Linked DNA regions of Homo sapiens: region 2 is linked to region 1. The links are chromatin loops, found by intact Hi-C in ENCODE. Cell type or tissue: gastrocnemius medialis. All regions are shown on one strand. Links, peaks and the distances in the headings refer to the core of each region. The heading gives the core; the rest is flanking DNA. Region 1 has its middle 4.7 kb from the start of KCNC1. Region 2 overlaps SERGEF (secretion regulating guanine nucleotide exchange factor).

Region 1 (8,335 bases), core at 333-8,332:
TAAATGAAATATAAAACATAAGCAATAATGATGAACAATGATATAAATTTAAATGATTCTGACATTGAGAAGATAATTAGAACCACAAAATTTATCTAGATCATGCCAAAAAGTGGTTTATTAAAAGAAGAAGAAAATTTTCTAATAGATTTATGGAAAAGACTCTTGCATGGTTTAATAATCCCACCAGTGAATAATGGCAAATTACATGAACACATTGGGAAAAGATTTAAATTTTTTGCTGATCTGTTACAAACTACTGGCATCCACAAAGATAGCATAAAATTCATAATATGCCACTATAACAAGACCTCAACATCATCAACACAATTATTAAAGAAACTTGTCAATTAAAAAATATTTAAAATTAGTCACCACACAAGAAAACTCAAAATGCCTTGAGTTTTTACAGCCCACAGATGAAAGAAACTTGATTGAGGTTTCCTCAAATTTGACATCAATTCTAAAAATGTACATGACATTTCCAATAGACTTGTGAGCCTGAAATTTCCTTAAATTATCAATGGTACAAAACAAGTTTTGATCAACCATGTTGAAGGAAAGACTGAATAATCTCTCTATTCTCTGTATAGAAAATGATATTATAAAACCATTGTCACATGAAGAAGCAATCAAAGAATGTGCAGCCGGATGCGGGTGGAAAGAGGTAGGCAAGACTGAAAAAGACAAGAAAAAGGAGCAAGAGGTGGAAGGTAGATAGAATGAGGAGACGAGGAGGAAGATAAAGGCAAAGATGATGATGTGATAATGATGAAAAAACAAGTTGGTCCTACCTTCGTTTTTTTTTTTCTCTCATAAGGCATTTGAAACACTCGCACTGCACACAAGTCACTCCTATTTAAAAACATTCGATGAGAGGCTGTGCAATATTTGTTTTTATATTGCACAGGGTCATTTTTGTGTAGTTGGTAACTTATTTTTTTCAGAGAACACGTGACAGTGGGTTTTAATTCATGTAGAACTTTCCCAGTAGCAGGGGGAAGTGAGTCCTATGGTATGCCAATGGCTACATAATTCCCTGGGATCTAGGCCTGGCTGTGTCATTGACCAGCTCTAAGATCTTGGGAATGGGACTTAACCCACCTGGACTTTGGCATTTACTCTGTGGAATAAATTAGTAAATTTAAAAAGTATGTCTCAGTTTTGAAATTATTTCATAATTTGCTTAAAGCATTTCAAAGAAAGAAGAGATTATGAAGCAGATCTCTTACAGATAAGGAAACCGGGACCACAACAAACTGAGAAGCTTATTCTCAGCACAGGCAACTCAATTATAGACTCCTGGTTAACTGGTCCTTCTTTCTTTTACTTTTCCCAATTTTTAAATTAAGATATAACTCACAACCATAAAATTCACCTTTTTAAAATGCATAGTTCAGTGGTTTGTACTATATGCACAAGGCTATGCAACCATCACGACTGTCTAATCTCAAAACATGTTCATCACCCCCAAAAGAAACCCATAGGCATTAGCTGTCACTCTTCACTATCCCCTTCCTCCTGCTTGCCCCTGGCAACCACTAACCTACTTTCTGACTCTATGGATTTGCGTATTTGGGAAATTTCATATGAAAGGAATCATGTATAAAATTCATAATATGCCACTGTAACTAGACCTCAACAATTAACACCAACATCATGTTTTCAAGCTTCATCTATCTTTTTTTTTTTTTTTTTTGAGACAGTCTCCCTCTGTCACCCAGGCTGGAGTACAGTGGCGTGATCTCAGCTCACTGCAACCTTTACCTCCTGGGTTCAAGCAATTCTTCTGCCTCAGCCTCCCAAGTAACTGGGATTACAGGCACCCACCACCACGCTCGCCTAATTTTTGTATTTTTAGTAGAGATGGGGTTTCACTATGTTGGCCAGGCTGGTCTTGAACTCCTGACCTCAGGTGATCCCCCCACCTCGGCCTCCGAAAGTGCTGGGATTACAGGTGTGAGCCACCGCACCCAGCCAGTTCATCTATCTTACAGCGTGTAGCATACTTCATTCCTTTTTATGCTGAATAATAGTGTATTATACGGATATATCACACTTTTTTAATTCATTCATCTGTTGGTCACGTGGGTTATTTCTACTTCTTAGCTATTAGGAATAATGCTGCTGTGAACATTCAAGTACAAGTGTCTGTGTAAATGTGTGCTTTCAATTTTCTTGGGTATGTATCTAAAAGCAGAATTGCTAGCTATATCACAGCTCTATGTTTAAAGTTTTGAGGAACTGTCAAACTTTTCCCCAAAGCAGCTGCACCATTTTATATTCCCATCAGCAACATATAGGGGTTCCAATGTCTCCACATCCTTGACAACATTCTGTTGTTTGTCTTTTTTGTTAGAAGTAGCCTAGTGGGTGTGAAGTGGGTTTTGAGTTGCATTTCTCTAATCACATGTTGAGCATGTTTTCATGTGCGTATTGAGTATTTGTATGTTTTCTTTGGAGAAATGTCCATTCAAATTCTTTGCCCATTTTAAAATTAGGTTGTCTTTTTGTTGTTGAGTGGTATGGTTTGGCTCTGTGTCCCCACCCAGATCTCACCTAGAATTGTAATCCCCATAATCCCCATGTGTCAAGGGCAGGACCAGGTGGAGGCAGTTGGATCACTGGGAGTGGTTTCCCCCATGCTCTTCTCATGATAGTGAGTTCTCAATGAGATCTGATGGTTTTATAAGTGTCTGATGTTTCCCCTGCTTCCATTCACTACATCCTGCCACCCTGTGAAGAAGGTGCCTGCTTCTCCTTTGCCTTCTGCCATGATTGTAAGTTTCCTGAGGCCTCCTCAGCAATGTGGAACAGTGAGTCAATTAAACCTCTTTCCTTTATAAATTACCCAGTCTTGGGTATTTCTTCATAGCAGTGTGAGAATGGACTAATACATTGAGTTATGAGAGTTCTTTATCTAATCTAGATATCAGACTCTTATCAGATATAGGATTTGCAATTATATCTCCCATTCTGCGAATTCTTTTCACTTCCTTTGAAGCACAAATGTCTATTTTATTTTGATGAGATCCAAGATCCAAGTTATCTACCTGTTCCTTTTTTTTTTTTTTTTTTTTGCTTATGGTTTTGACATCACATCTAAGAAACGATTACTTACTTCAAGTTCTTCTAAGAGTTATATGACTTTGGCCCTAACATTTAGGAATTTGGTCCATTTAAAATTTTTAATATGGTGTAAGTATGGGATCCAAATTCATTCTTTTGCGTATGAATATATAGTTGTTTCAGCATCATTTATTGAAATGACGATTCTTTCTCCATTGAATTGTCTTGGCACTCTTGTCAAAAATTAATTGACCATAAATATATGAGTTTATTTCTGTACTCTCAATTCTATTCCATTGATCTATCTATCTATCCTTATGCCAATACCACACAGTCTTGATTATTGTAGTGTGGTAGTTAGTTTTGAAATTGGGAAGCGTGAGTCCTCCAGCTTTACTCTCCTTCTTCAATACTGTTGTGAGTTTTCTGGGTCCCTTGCATTTCATAATGTATCTTTAAGTAGTCCTGTCCAGGAGGTGTTTTCAGTAGCTACTAACTGTGCCTGGTACTACCCGGGACCTATAAATTGGCATAGAAATGTAAAGCAGGGTCTTGTTAGTACACAGAAAAAAATAGTTATATTGGAGGGAAGGTGATGATTTTTTAATTTCCAGTCATCTTCGATGTAGCTTATGTAAAATAAATGTATTAACTAAATATTATTCTGTAATTGCAAAAAAAGTTGCATCTGTTTTTGTTGGCATACTGAATGCTTCCAAATAAATGTAACTTATTTTAAATCATTATATAGGTGTGCCGTGCAGTTAATAAAAATATGAAGCTTTTTTCTGTATTTTTAAATATTTGTAGTATATGTCAGCTTCTTAAAATTTATATTTGGTCTTGAGTCCTTTTCTAAGTCTAAATAAATATTCACTTTTGTATCCAACTTTGTATTCTTTTTTGCTTTCTTTTTTTAAAAGAGTGACCCCCAAAACTTCCAGGCTTCAGGCCCTACACACCCTGGACCCACCTCTGCATACTGACCATGCTCACCTGCAGGCTGACACATCCACAGGTGTACATACAAGAGAACTTGCCAGGCTCTCCCTATCAGAGGAGCCGCAGAGGGAAGACCTTTAGGGTAGCCACGAGTCTCCAGCTGCTTCTGGGAGGAGAACTCAGTGTCCTCTGCACAGTCCTGCTGTGAACATGCTTGCAGGAGGGCCTGTACCCACCCAGCCTCCTTACATATATGCACACCTGACCATGTTCACCACAGCCATCATCTCATCTCACACTTCCGCACCTCCCTCCCACAGCCTGCAGGGAGAGGCATCCAGGCCCAGGGAGGGCTAATGCTCTGTCCCCAGGGCCACACTGACACCCTAAGGGACATTGCTGAAGGATGGTAGGAGTCCATGAGGGGGAGGGGGTGTAAGGGCTGGTCACAGAGGGATGAGAAGTGGGCTAGGGAGCCCGAGGGAAGGGAGAAAAGGGAAGAAGAGGAAATGAGGTACCATGTCATTTAATCCTTACCAGACATTGGTCCCTTTATGGATAATGAGGAAATAGAAGCCTAGAGAGGGAATGGGACTAGTTGACGCAGCTAGTGAATAGCAAAAATGGGATTTGTAACCAAGTCTGTCTACATCAGTGGTTCTCTCAACCGGAAGAAATTTTACCTCCCAGGGTACATTTGGCAGTGTCTGTAGACCTTTTTGGTGATCACTGCTAGGGAAGAGGCTTCTACCGACACCTAGTGGACAGAGGCCTGCTAAATATCCTGCAATGCACAGTACAGCACCCGGCCCCAACCCTGGCAAAGGATTACATCTGAGCCAAGATGTCAACAGTGCAGAAGTTGAGAAACCCTGGTCTAGACACCTTCCAAGAGTATTCTTCACCTTGGCCCCTTTCTGGACTTCCCATGGCCTAAGCCATGTTGGTGCCCCTGCCCCAGAGTTTCCAAGAAGGAACAGCTAGCTGTATACCTCGCTGCAGCTCAGCCCAGGTTACCAGGGTCACTGCTCAACCTACAGATCTGTGGCCAAGGTCGCCAATTTCCCACTACGGCATCTCTGGATTCAATCTTCCCTGACCATTGGAGGCAGGCGGTATGGTCTAGGGAGGGGATGTCTGCCACCCCCACGGCTTACCATCAGAGCAGGGTTACTATCCTCAAAGCCTTCTCGGTCAATACCCAGCTTAGGTTAGTTCCCAGCCATGGCCACAAGATGGCACCCCAGCCCACCAGGAGGGCTGAGGCTCTGGGCCTGGGAGAGCAGCATGGAGGATGTGCCAACCTGGACAAAAGCCTAGGGGCTGGACTTGGGCCAGTTCCAGAGCTTAGCAGGACCAGATCTAAGGCCTGCAAGTGCCAGGTGGGAAAACATAGGCCAAACTTGGCTTCAGAACTCCCTTCACCTTTTTTTTAGTCCACTCCCAACACCAGCTTATATTCTAGCCTTTCCTACATGAAGCTTACTGAAGCCCAGCAATCCCTCCTTGGGCCTAAACAAGAGAAATTCTAGAACTTAGATGTTAAGGATACAGGAGTTATTATTATTATTTCAATACAACAGTAAAAGCAAAAAACGAGGCACAGAGAAGTTGAGTAACTTGCCCAAGGTCACAGCTAGTCAGTACTGGAGCTGGGATTTGAATCCAGGCAGTCTGGTTTTAAAGTCTGTGCTCTTAGCCACTGAACATACCACACCACAACTGCTCCCACCCCCACCAGCCCCAGCTACCAAAGACCCTCTGGCACCAGACCACAAGCTTTCTTCTGCAAGGGAGGGGCAAATGGCTGCGAATAGGAGGTGCTGCTCCAAAGTGGAAAAGGAGTGAGGTTTTCAGTCTAGCTGGGGGTCTGTCGTTAGTGTTTGCGAGTGAGAAGCTAGGGAATGGTTAGTCATTCTTCCTCCTATTTCCCCCCAAAACCCTCTGTTTCTCTGTTTTCTGGTTTTTGGTTTTTGTTGATTTCTTCTGTGTTGCCCTCTTGGTTTTCCTAGGCTGTTTGCAAATGCTAGCATTCTCGCAGTGTGAAGGGGAAGTGAGAGAAGAAAGTTTGATGTCCTGTTCAGGATCCACAAGGGAGGCCATTCTTTGGGGCCTGGGCTGGGGGTGTGTCATCAGGGATCAAAGTGAGAATCCTAAAGTGGAACAGTGTGGGGCACATTGGGAACAGCTACCCTCTCCTGCTGGGGAGGCTCCTGTGTCTGAGTTTTCTCTGCTTACCTCTTGGGGGATTTTAGGGTGTAATGGGCTTTAGGGTGCAATGAATACCCTTTCACATTCCTTCTGCCTCCAACCCTGGCCTACCTCCCTCTTTCTAACACATCGTCCAGAGCCCCTAATCACCCAACCTTCTGCCTACCAGGAGCCCCTTGTTTCTCTCTGTCTCTCTGTGCCCCCTCCCCAACTGCCTGGGTCACACTGCAGCCCCCTATTAGGACTCGCCATGGCGTAGTGATGGGGCCCTGCACTGATTCCCTAAAAAACCCTGGGTAAGTCCCTCCTCCTGACTTGGTCTCCATTAGGTGTTCCAGACTCCCACAGTCTCTGCCACTTGGGTTCTAGGATCCCAGCCTCTCTCCTAGCCTTTCTCAAATCATCTGGACCTTAGTGAGGATCTACTGTATTCTGGGCACTCTGGAGGGAAGCAAACAAGAAGCCCTGGAGGAGCTGATGGTCCTTTTATGGAGATCAGATGAGCTATGGAGAAGATCAGGAGCCATACTCTGATCCCGTGTGGTTCTGCAGGTGAAGAGAGAGGTGAAGTCCTGGAACCCTATGGCTAGTAGAATCCCAGAAGATTCTTGGGTGAGAAGAGGGGCTGGACATCTGGGTAGAAAGAAAGGAAGGTTTGGAGAGGCTGCTTTCTTGTCTCTCCCCATCTTGATTTCTCCCAGCTGTGTGTGTGTGTGTGTGTGTGTGTGTGTGTGTGTGTGTGTGTGTGTGTATGTGTCTGCCTCTGTGTCCACCTTTTTCTCTTCCTTCTGGATTCTCCATTTCTATTTCATCTTCTACCAATGTTGGGACAGAATTTCCTGAGAACCCATGTCCCGGGGATCTGAATATGGGCCAGGATGGGCCACACCAGGCCGGGCCACACCAGGCCAGGCTTCCTTGTGGTTAGGAGATGGGGACTCACACTGGTCAGGGTGAAAGGGACACTCAAAATCACTCTCATCCCTGCATTACTCTGAGATTGAAGGGGAAACAGCTCCTATTTAGAGGAATCACACAGATCAATATCTGGAGGGAGGAGGTGCCATGCAGGCCCCAAAATCCAACCCTCTCTTTGTCTCTGCCCAACTCTGCCCATTTCTGACTTAATTTAGCCTCTCTGTCTCTCCCCTTGTCCTATTCCCATCTGTCAATCCTTGCCCTGCCCCTCTCCACCCCTTCAAGCCTTTTACCCACCACACACAGATTTTCCTGTGGCTAGATTGGGATTCCCCTGGCCAAGTAAGGAGAGCGATGTCTGTGGCACAGCTTTGTCCCCAGGCTCACAACGGCATCTGTGGGTCAGGGTAGAGGGACAGCTGTCTGCACAGTTAGAAAGTGCCAGCAGTAATAAAAGCCTCATATCTTCTTAATTAAATCGCCCTTTGCCCAGGCATCCTGTGTTCGATTGGGTTGAGCTGGGATCAATAAGCCTCTTTCCCACCCCAGCCACCCCTGGAGACGGGCCTGACCTCCCCAGTCCTGCCTAGGCCCACCTGGCCACCTCCCCAGAAGGCTGGGAGCTTCTCAAGGCCAGAGGCTGGGTCAGATTCATCTCTTGTGTCCTTGTGCCTGGGACGGATCCTGAAACAAGTAAGGAGTAAAGGAGTGATTGCTTTACTGAGTAAACCAAGGCACTAGCAGCAGGCATGGGCCAGGAAGGCTTTGAGGTTCAAACTGGAACTCCCACCCCCAGGACCAACTGTGAAGATGGAGGAATCACAGCAAGCAGCAGCTCCCACCCAGCTCCCAGACATAACACCAGCTTATCACCCAGGGCAGTTGAAGCCCTAGGAAGTGCGGGGTGGGGGTGTCAGTGCTCAGGGAAACTACGAGCAGTTGCTGCTTCTGACCTCTGAGGGCAGAAGGTCCTTTTCATAAGGGGTCTCCACCTAGGGATCCAGGGTTAGTGTGGGAGAGTCCGTGAGCTTGGATGGATGTGGCACTCATGGGAGACTCCCTCTGTCTGAAGCTATAAAGGGCCCAGGGTCAGTAAGGAGTCCAAAGGGGTTAATAGGGGTCCAGGATTGATTGTTAGTGGAGGGCGTAGAGGATAACGTGGTGTGTGTGTGTGTGTGTGTGTGTTGGGGTTCAT
Region 2 (8,335 bases), core at 34-8,033, 250 kb after region 1:
GTCTCAAGGCAAGGCCTTGCAGATAGGCAGGAGCAAAGCTGGTCTTAAAACGCTGGGGCATCAGGCATCACTGTCAGCCTCAGGGAGCTGAGGCTCTGTGGCCTGGGCTTCTCCAAGAAGGTAGGAAGAGGGCAGGGCCAGCTACAGGCTGTATCTCCTGAACACAGCCATTGGAAATAGCATCACTTCCACATCCAAAAGTTCTACCCATCCCATGCCACCAGCACTCGAGTCTCTCGTCTATAGTTGGAGAAATCCAGGGATGAATAAAGCAGACCAAGTCCCTAACCTTGTGGGGCTCACATTCGGTTAGGAGAGAATGACAACAAATAAGTAAACATATAATGACACTATGGTTTCAGGCAATGAAAACTGCTATAATGAAAAATAACACAGTGAAGGGAATAGAGTGTAAGAGGTGACATTTGGACAAGAACCAATGGAAGTGAGGCAGTAGCTATGCAGGAATCACAGAGACGAGCATTCCTGGAAGAAAGAACTGCTAGAACACAGGCACAGAGGGGAAAGGTATTTAACCATTTCTCAGTGGGCTTTATACCACCAGCCACCACTCCCTAACCTGCTCCAATAAATACCTGCCCTTTCCTGCTTCAAAGGCCTCCTCCCTCTGGCAGTTCACCACCATAACTCCCCCAGAAGCTTTCTCCAGGAAGGAGAGACAAAATATCTGTTGCCCCCTCCCTAAAGCCTAAAGGGCTGCTACAGACTGAATGGTTGTGTCCCCATCAAATTCATATGTTGAAATCCTAACCCTTAATATTATGGAGACAAGGCCTGTGGGAGGTGATGAGGTCATGAAGGTAGGGCCCTCATGAATGGGATCATTGGCCTTATAAAAGAAACCCCAGAGAGCTCCTTTACTTCTTCTGCCATGTGAGGCACAGCAAAAAGGTGAGAGTCTATGAACCAGGAGGCAGGTCATCACCAGACACCAAATCTTCTGGTATTTTGATTAGGACTTCCCAGCCTCCAGAACTGTAAGACATAGGTTTCTATTGTTTATAAGCCACCCAGTCTATATCACTTGGTATAGCAGCCTGAATGGAATAAGATAGTCAATTGCTACATTTCCCATAAGGTCACCTTGAGAGGAAGTGGCATGATGAAATAAAATAAGCTTTGATATCAAACACAGCAGGATTCAAGTGTCTGCTTTGCTTTCTAACTAGCTATGGTACTTTATACAAGCCACTTAGCCTCTCTGAGCCTCAATCCTCACCTAGAATGAAGGGAAATGAACCCTACCTTAAGGGGCTACAGCAGTATTACCCTCAGGCTGTAGAGCAGTACCTGGCAGAGCACCTAGTACATAGTAAGTACTTGGCAAACACTGGCTCCCTGCCCTAACCTGATCCCCTTGGAAATTAAAAAAAAAAAAATGTTCTTATTCAACCAATTGTGCTAACTCATGTCTTCAGCATGTCTCTGGCAAGGCCCTGGGCCTGCCCATCTGTGGGGTATAGGACTTAAGAGATGACCCCTAATTCTATCCATTGCACAGTGTGATGGGAAGCCTTGGTCCAGAGAACTGAGGAGGAGAACTGGACAGGGCAGAGGCGAGCAGAAAAGATGTGCACATTGCTTTTGCTGTGAGTGAGAAGGTGAAAAATCATTAAGACCAGGCCCTTGAAGAAATCAGGAAAAAGGCAGACAGTTAACTGCCACTGCCAGGTCCTCTCCCACAGCTGGCTCACTGGCCCTTGTCCCCTGGATCTCCATGGGGCAGCCAGCTAGAGGTCAGATCCATATCAGTTCCTGTTAAGAGCAAGGACTATCAGCTATTAACTCAGGGTGTGTCCTTATGCAAGACCCTTTCCCTTTCTGGGCCTAGGTTCTCCCATCCATACAAAAACAGGGAAGGCCTGGGTGACCTCCAGGGGCCCTTTCAGCTCTGACCTTACTAATTCCGAATGATGACTCTACCAGCCTCATCCCAAGGCTAGCTGGCTGCCTACTGCTGCCATCTGGTGGCCCTGCAGGCCCAGCCCCTTGTCGAATACACCCACTTCAGAGGGTGACTCCTGCTTCTGCTTCAGGTGCACACATGCTACACTTCTCTAGACCACAGATCAATGGGTATTCACAGCCAAACACAAAATCCAAATATAATGATAACGCTTCATCTCTCTAGCAGAGATGACACAGCTGCAGCTGAGAACATGACCTCCCTTCTCAAAGACAGAAGGTAACCTGCATAAGATCACAGAGCTGCCTGGTTCCCAGGCCAGTACACGGTTTCACTTTGCCACAATGCTTAGGGCTGGTGGGTACCTGCAAACCAAAAATAAAGTCAGCCTAGAGCCAAGGAACAAAGCTGTTTGAAGGTGGGGAAAAAACTGCCAGGATTCCTCGCAAACCTCAAGAAATAGTAAGGCATGGCACGTGAACAGGCTGAGCACTGCTTGCAGAAATTAACTGGAAATACAAACTTGGGGTATCCAATGTATCTCCCTAATCTTGGAGGTGATCATTCATAAGAACACCTGCAGGGTCTTCCATAAACCAGGCTCCAAGCCACCACCACAGCCTGGATCCTAGACTAGGCAGACCACCAAATAGTGGGGAAGACACCTGGGGTAGCATTGTGTGTTTGTGTGAGCTTCCCCCTGCCAGACAGCAGCTCCTCCGGGCAGGGTTATATCTTTTCTTCTCTATCTCCAGGCCTCTTAACACCTGGCCAGAGGCGCTCAGTGAATGCAAGTATACAAGTAGATCCTTTAGGTTTCTGCACAACATGGGACCTGTCTATTCTTTGTGGACTCAACTGATCATACCCTTGGCTCTGTCTGCAGCCTTCCTTTACAGTGTAGACCCTGAAAAAGCACATTGTGTGACTTTAACTAGGTCGCTTGCTTTTCCAGGCCTCTATCATCGCACATCTGCAGCATACTAGGGTTTTACTGGATGATCTTCGAAGTCCTTTTAATTCTAAAATGCTAGAATTTGAAACCCCCAGGCAAATCAAGACTGATCTTCACCTGCAGACACAGCCGCTAAAAAATGGGAAAGGGGAAAGTAATCAAACAATGCTTCCCTCTAGTGGTTCAGTGCTGTCATTACACCCTACCTGCGCAGAGACCCTGTCACTCAACTTCTACTCCAATTCACCCTGAACTCTGAATGAAAGAAATCAGCCTGCAGCCAGCAGAGCCCAAGTGCAGGGGAGCGGGAGAGAAAAGAAAGAGGCCAGGCTCAAGAAGCCAAAGAGGCCTCTTAGCCAGTTCCACAATAGTGGAGAAATTATCCATCTTTAGGAACAAATATATTTTGCAACTTAAAGGACCTTTTGTGACCTCCAACTCCCCTCTTCAGATGAAGAAACTGAGGCTCAGGGATATTCAGGAGGGACTTACCCAAAGTCACAAAGCTGACTCATGACCGAGCCAAAAATAGATGGCCACTCTCCTGCCTCCTGCTAAAGTATCTTGCCTCTCTTCCATGCAACCTCCGAATTGAGGCCCGTGCAAGTGACTTGTCAAGGACATATATACATGGGAATAGATGGCAAAGGAGCCAGTCTCTTGCACTGAGGGGTAAGTGATCTTATTAACTTTAAAATAGTATTTATAGGAGCTATAATCAAATTGAAAATATTCAAAATTCATCATAGAAAACAAATTCACTCATAATCCCACCTGGCCCATTTCCTTCTAGTCTTTTCTACAGAAACATTCTTTTTTTCTTTCAACAAATTAGAAGTTACAGTATGGTTAATCATTCTTTTCACTTACTATACCACGAGCGTATTCCTGTCATTAAATATCCTTCTAAAACATTCTATTTAATGACAATATAATATTCCAACATATGGCTCTGCCACAATTTGTTTAACCAATCTCTCTTCAATTTTATTTGTTTCCATACCTTTGTTTTTGTCATTATAAATTAGGCTGCAGTAAATGGCATTATACTTAATCTTTGAATACATCCATGACTATTTCTTTAGGCCAGTTTTATTTTTTATAGGATAGAATTTCAGAGCTGGAATGACCCTTAAAGATTATTATGTAAACGTATTGGCCAGATGGAAGAAAGGGACCAGAGAGTTTAGTGTCTTGCCAGAGGACAAAGAGAAAGCAAGAGAAGCAAGTCAAACTCTCCATCTATTAAAATGTGACCTTCCCAAAGCCCAACCACAATTTCACACCCTTCCCTGACCAACTTCACCCACACTGACCTCTCCTTCCCCTGAAATCCTAGAGCCTGCAGTGTCTGGGTCACTCCTTCGGCCCTTGGCCACAATCTTTTTATTCTTCTACTAAATATTTAGTTGCTCATCCAACCACAAGCTTCCTAAAGGTGGTTCTGGATTTTATATTCCCCTGTATTCTGTAGCATAGTACTATATGCATATAGATAAGCATTTCACAAATATCTGCTAAAGGACTAAAGATACCTATGAATTTCCTTCCAATTGCTTGCCGAAATGTAGTATCACTGTCAAAAGCTGGGGAAAGATGTTTCTTTGAAGGGTAAAAGAAGTTTAGCTGATGAGTTAGAGCTCTCTGAGAAACACAAGATCTGGAATTAGAATAGCAGGCTTGGGGACAAAAGATGGGATTCAAGTTTTAGCTCTGCCCTTCTGTGTGAAACAGGGCAATGCCATTAACGAATTAGGGACTCTTGTGTGAAGTAAGGATAATAATACTCATCTTGCCAACTTCATATGAGAACATGGATGTGAAAGTACTTTATAGTAATAAAGGTGGTCCGTGAGAGTTATGATTGCTGTTGTATTCTCATGTAGCTGCTTCTGTGAATCCCAGAATGGCCTCCTGACCCTCGCTTCTCAGGAACCATTTCCCAGTTTCTACTCCACACACATATCCTTAAAGAAATCTATGGCTGCACTCTTCAGGTAAGAATAAGTGTTTTCTTGAAGCAGAACTTCTTTTTTTTTCTCTTTGAGACAGGGCCTCACTCTGTCACCCAGGCTGGACTGCAGTGGCGCAACCTTAGCTTACTGCAACCTCCACCTCCTGGGCTCAAGCCATCCTCCTGCCCCAGCCTCCCAAGTAGCTGGGACCACAGGCACGCACCACCACACCCAGATAATTTTTTTTATATTTTGTTGTAGAGACAGAGTTTTGCCATACTGCCCAGGCTGATCTCAAACTCCTGGGCTCAAGAGATCCACCTGCCTCAGCCTCCCAAAGTGTTGGAATTACAGACGTGAGCCACCATGCCTGGCCAAAGCAGAACTTCTTATACAGAAGGAACTGTCATTCCTGGTTCAGGTCCCTGGATTTGACTAGTTAAGTCGTCCACACTTCCTCATCATCTCTGGAAAGAATGTAACAAGGCAGAAAGAACACTGTACTGAGAGTCATGAGACTTGATTGAGTTCTGGTCCTAGCTCCTTCATTCACTCACTGTGCCTCCCCTATTTAGTCCTCAGTTTTCACATCTCTAAACTGAGGAATTAAGGCCAGATGATCTCTAAGTTTCCATCCATTACTGACATTCTAAGGATTCTAGGATAAAAACTCATGACTTTAATAAGAATAAAAAAGTATCCATTTCAAAACAAGCCTTTGGGCTCAGTTTGACTTTCACTCATGGGGTTTTCAAAATTCTAAAGCACAAGCATCATTAATTCCAAAGCACCTGCTTTAAATAGAGCCCATGAGGTCAGAATCTCCCCAGGCTTGGTTGAAGTTTCATGATATATGGTCCCAAAGAAGATGGAGTAATGTATACTGTCACCCTATTCTGAAAAGGATCTTGGCCCCAAAACAGAAAAATCAGCATTAGGTATATTTATAAACTCAGTTTAGTGTGAATCAATGGCTGGGCTTGAATTTCACTAATGCTTAGACATCAAATGCAATAAAATATTTCTTGGGCTGTGACACTTGAAAGAGTAGCTAACAGCCAGTCCCTTTCATATGTACCATACAATTCCCCTCTTTAGGAAAACAAATAATAAAAAACCTCAATCAAAAGGATATAACCACAAATCAAGAGGACACCGATGGAAGGGAGAAAATTTCACTGGAAAGTAGAACTAGATTTCTAGCTTAAAGTTGCCATAAAGTCACTTTCTCTCTGCTTGGTTTCAGTTTTTTCATTTGCAAAGTGAGGAAGTTGCTTCTTCCATCATTGATTCTCTAAAACTTCTAAGACTCTTTGGCTCTTTAAGGTAACACTGAAGAAAGTAAAGAATGTCAAAGAACTCCCTGTATTTGTTCTCACTTTTTCAATCCATATTCCTTGTAAGACCACAAGGCTACTTTGGGATACTGCATGATTCAGGGAAAGCTTCCAGCACCCCAAAAGCAACTGGATTCTAGACATTCTGACCAACTCCACATTAAGGTTTAGATCTTGTGTAAATAATTCCCTTTGAAATTCTAACACACCGTCAGCAACCAGCACTTGTAACCAGCATTTGTAAGCACTGATCTTTCTGCACTCTTCAGGAGAGTTCTGAATCAACTTGTCACCCATCCAGAGACATTCACATCCAGCCCCACAGAGATATAAAGAGAAGAAATGGAGCATGTGATCTCTAGAGAGCTCAAGAGTTTCCAAAAGAGTAGTGGGAGCTAATGTGTCTTTAAAAGACATATGAGCCAGTCCTGTGCTGGATGCTTTAATACATCATCTCTTTTAATCCTCATATCAGGTCAGCAGTTATTTCCCCACTTTCCTAATAAGGAAATAAGTTCAAAGAAGTTGGGTTTTTTCATTTGTCCAACATGTCTTAAGTAGGCAAAAGCAAGCATGGCTCCTGCCTTCATGGGGCTTACAGTCTAGTGGGAAAGGAAATTAGTCAAAGAATGCTACCAAAAAAGAGCACAAAAGAGAGGTTTACGGTGCTATGAGAACAGAAAAAAAAAAAAGGAGAAATGACTAGTCAGCAATGTCAAGAGAAGTTCTCCCAGATACCTAAGTTAAGGGTTAAGACTTTAAAAAAAAAAAAAAAGGATTTAGCTAAGTCAAACTGAAGAAGAGGTGCATGGATAAGTGGCCAAATAGAGGGAATATCAGGTGCAAAGGCACTATGGTGGGAAATGAATGATGCTTTCAAGGGACCAAGCAAAGGCCAGAGTGCAGATTGGATAGGGATCAAGAACTAGCATGGTGAGAAATGGGACTGGAAAGGTCAGCAGACATCAGATTACATAGGACCTGTAGAACCACTAAGGATTATATTTTCATCATAAGAGCAATGGGAAGCCATATGAATGTAACACAATGGGTTTGAAGAGATCTTTCAACTGAGGTATGAAGAATGGGTTGGAGGGGAGAGGGAGGATATTAGTCATTCTCACACTCCTATAAAGAATACTTAAGACTAGGTAATTGATAAAGAGAAGAGGTTTAATTGGCTTATGGTTCTGTAGGCTGTACAGGAAGCATAGTTCGAGCATTAGCTTCTGGGGAGGCCTCTGGAAGCGTACAATCATGGTGGAAGAGGAAGCGGGAGCTTGGACATCATCTGACAAGAGCAGGCGCAAGGCAGCAAGAGGGAAATGGTACACACTTTTAAACAACCAGATCTCATGAGAACTCACTCACAATGGCAAGGACAGTACCAAGAAGAATGGTACTAAACCATTCATGAGAAATGTACCCCAATGATCCAATCACCTCCCATCAGGCCCCACCTCCAACACTGGGGATTACATTTCAACATGAGATTTGGGTGGGGACACACATCCAAACTATATCAAGGAGTAAATATGGGAAGACCAGAACACCAGTTAAAGGCTACTGCAGGATTTAGTTAAGAGGTGACAGTGGGCTGAACTAGGGTGGTGACAATGGAGACAGAGAGAGGTGGAGCTGCCCACAGTCACACAATCAGTAGGTTAAGAGAGCTAAGATTCAAGCCTTGGTCTATCTGACTTCAAAGCCCAGGTTTTTCTCTACCTTGCCATTTACTTATTCATTCAGCACTTAGTTACTGATCATCTGTTATGTATCAGGCCTGTGCCAGATGCTGGGGATATGGCCATGAACAAAACAGACACTGCTCTCATGTAATTTACAGTCTAGACATTAAACAAATAAGAATACAAAGAGATGTACACAATTACAAATTGGGATGAGTATCCTGAATTTTAATAGGTAATATTACAAATTAGGCCACGAAAATCTTCCAAGTTGTTGATAATATGAAAGAGCCACTTGCCTACTGCATGCAAGTAAAAGACTTTAGAAAACTTTGCTGTCAGAGTTTGATATTGAGTATGGCATCCCTGGCCAGCTCATGAGCTTTCAGGCTAGTAGTCTCAAGGTGGCATTATCCCTGTGGAAACAGAAGTCTTTCTAAAAGCAACTACTAAGTCTTTAATTTACTTACATA

Evidence for each region. Peaks named below come from ENCODE experiments on the same cell type or tissue, not always from the same donor. Only the 100,000 strongest peaks of a DNase experiment are listed, where the experiment ranks them.
Region 2: a loop joins it to region 1, with 10 times the contacts of the local background. A loop is called at or near these places in 100 of 110 quality-filtered maps.

Annotation. Positions count from the first base shown.
Region 1 is chr11:17,725,963-17,734,297 of GRCh38, forward strand. No RefSeq gene overlaps it. Among named protein-coding and RNA genes, the nearest start is that of KCNC1, 4.7 kb to the right of the region's middle. In gastrocnemius medialis, for the core only: CTCF peaks have their summits at 4,724 (motif pointing left) and 5,273 (motif pointing right); DNase peaks (open chromatin) are centred at 4,809 and 5,299; H3K27ac peaks cover 280 bases.
Region 2 is chr11:17,976,892-17,985,226 of GRCh38, forward strand. All of the region lies in intron 8 of SERGEF (secretion regulating guanine nucleotide exchange factor), which reads right to left. Among named protein-coding and RNA genes, the nearest start is that of SERGEF, 32 kb to the right of the region's middle. In gastrocnemius medialis, for the core only: CTCF peaks have their summits at 1,985 (motif pointing left) and 3,064 (motif pointing left); a DNase peak (open chromatin) is centred at 1,920; H3K27ac peaks cover 294 bases.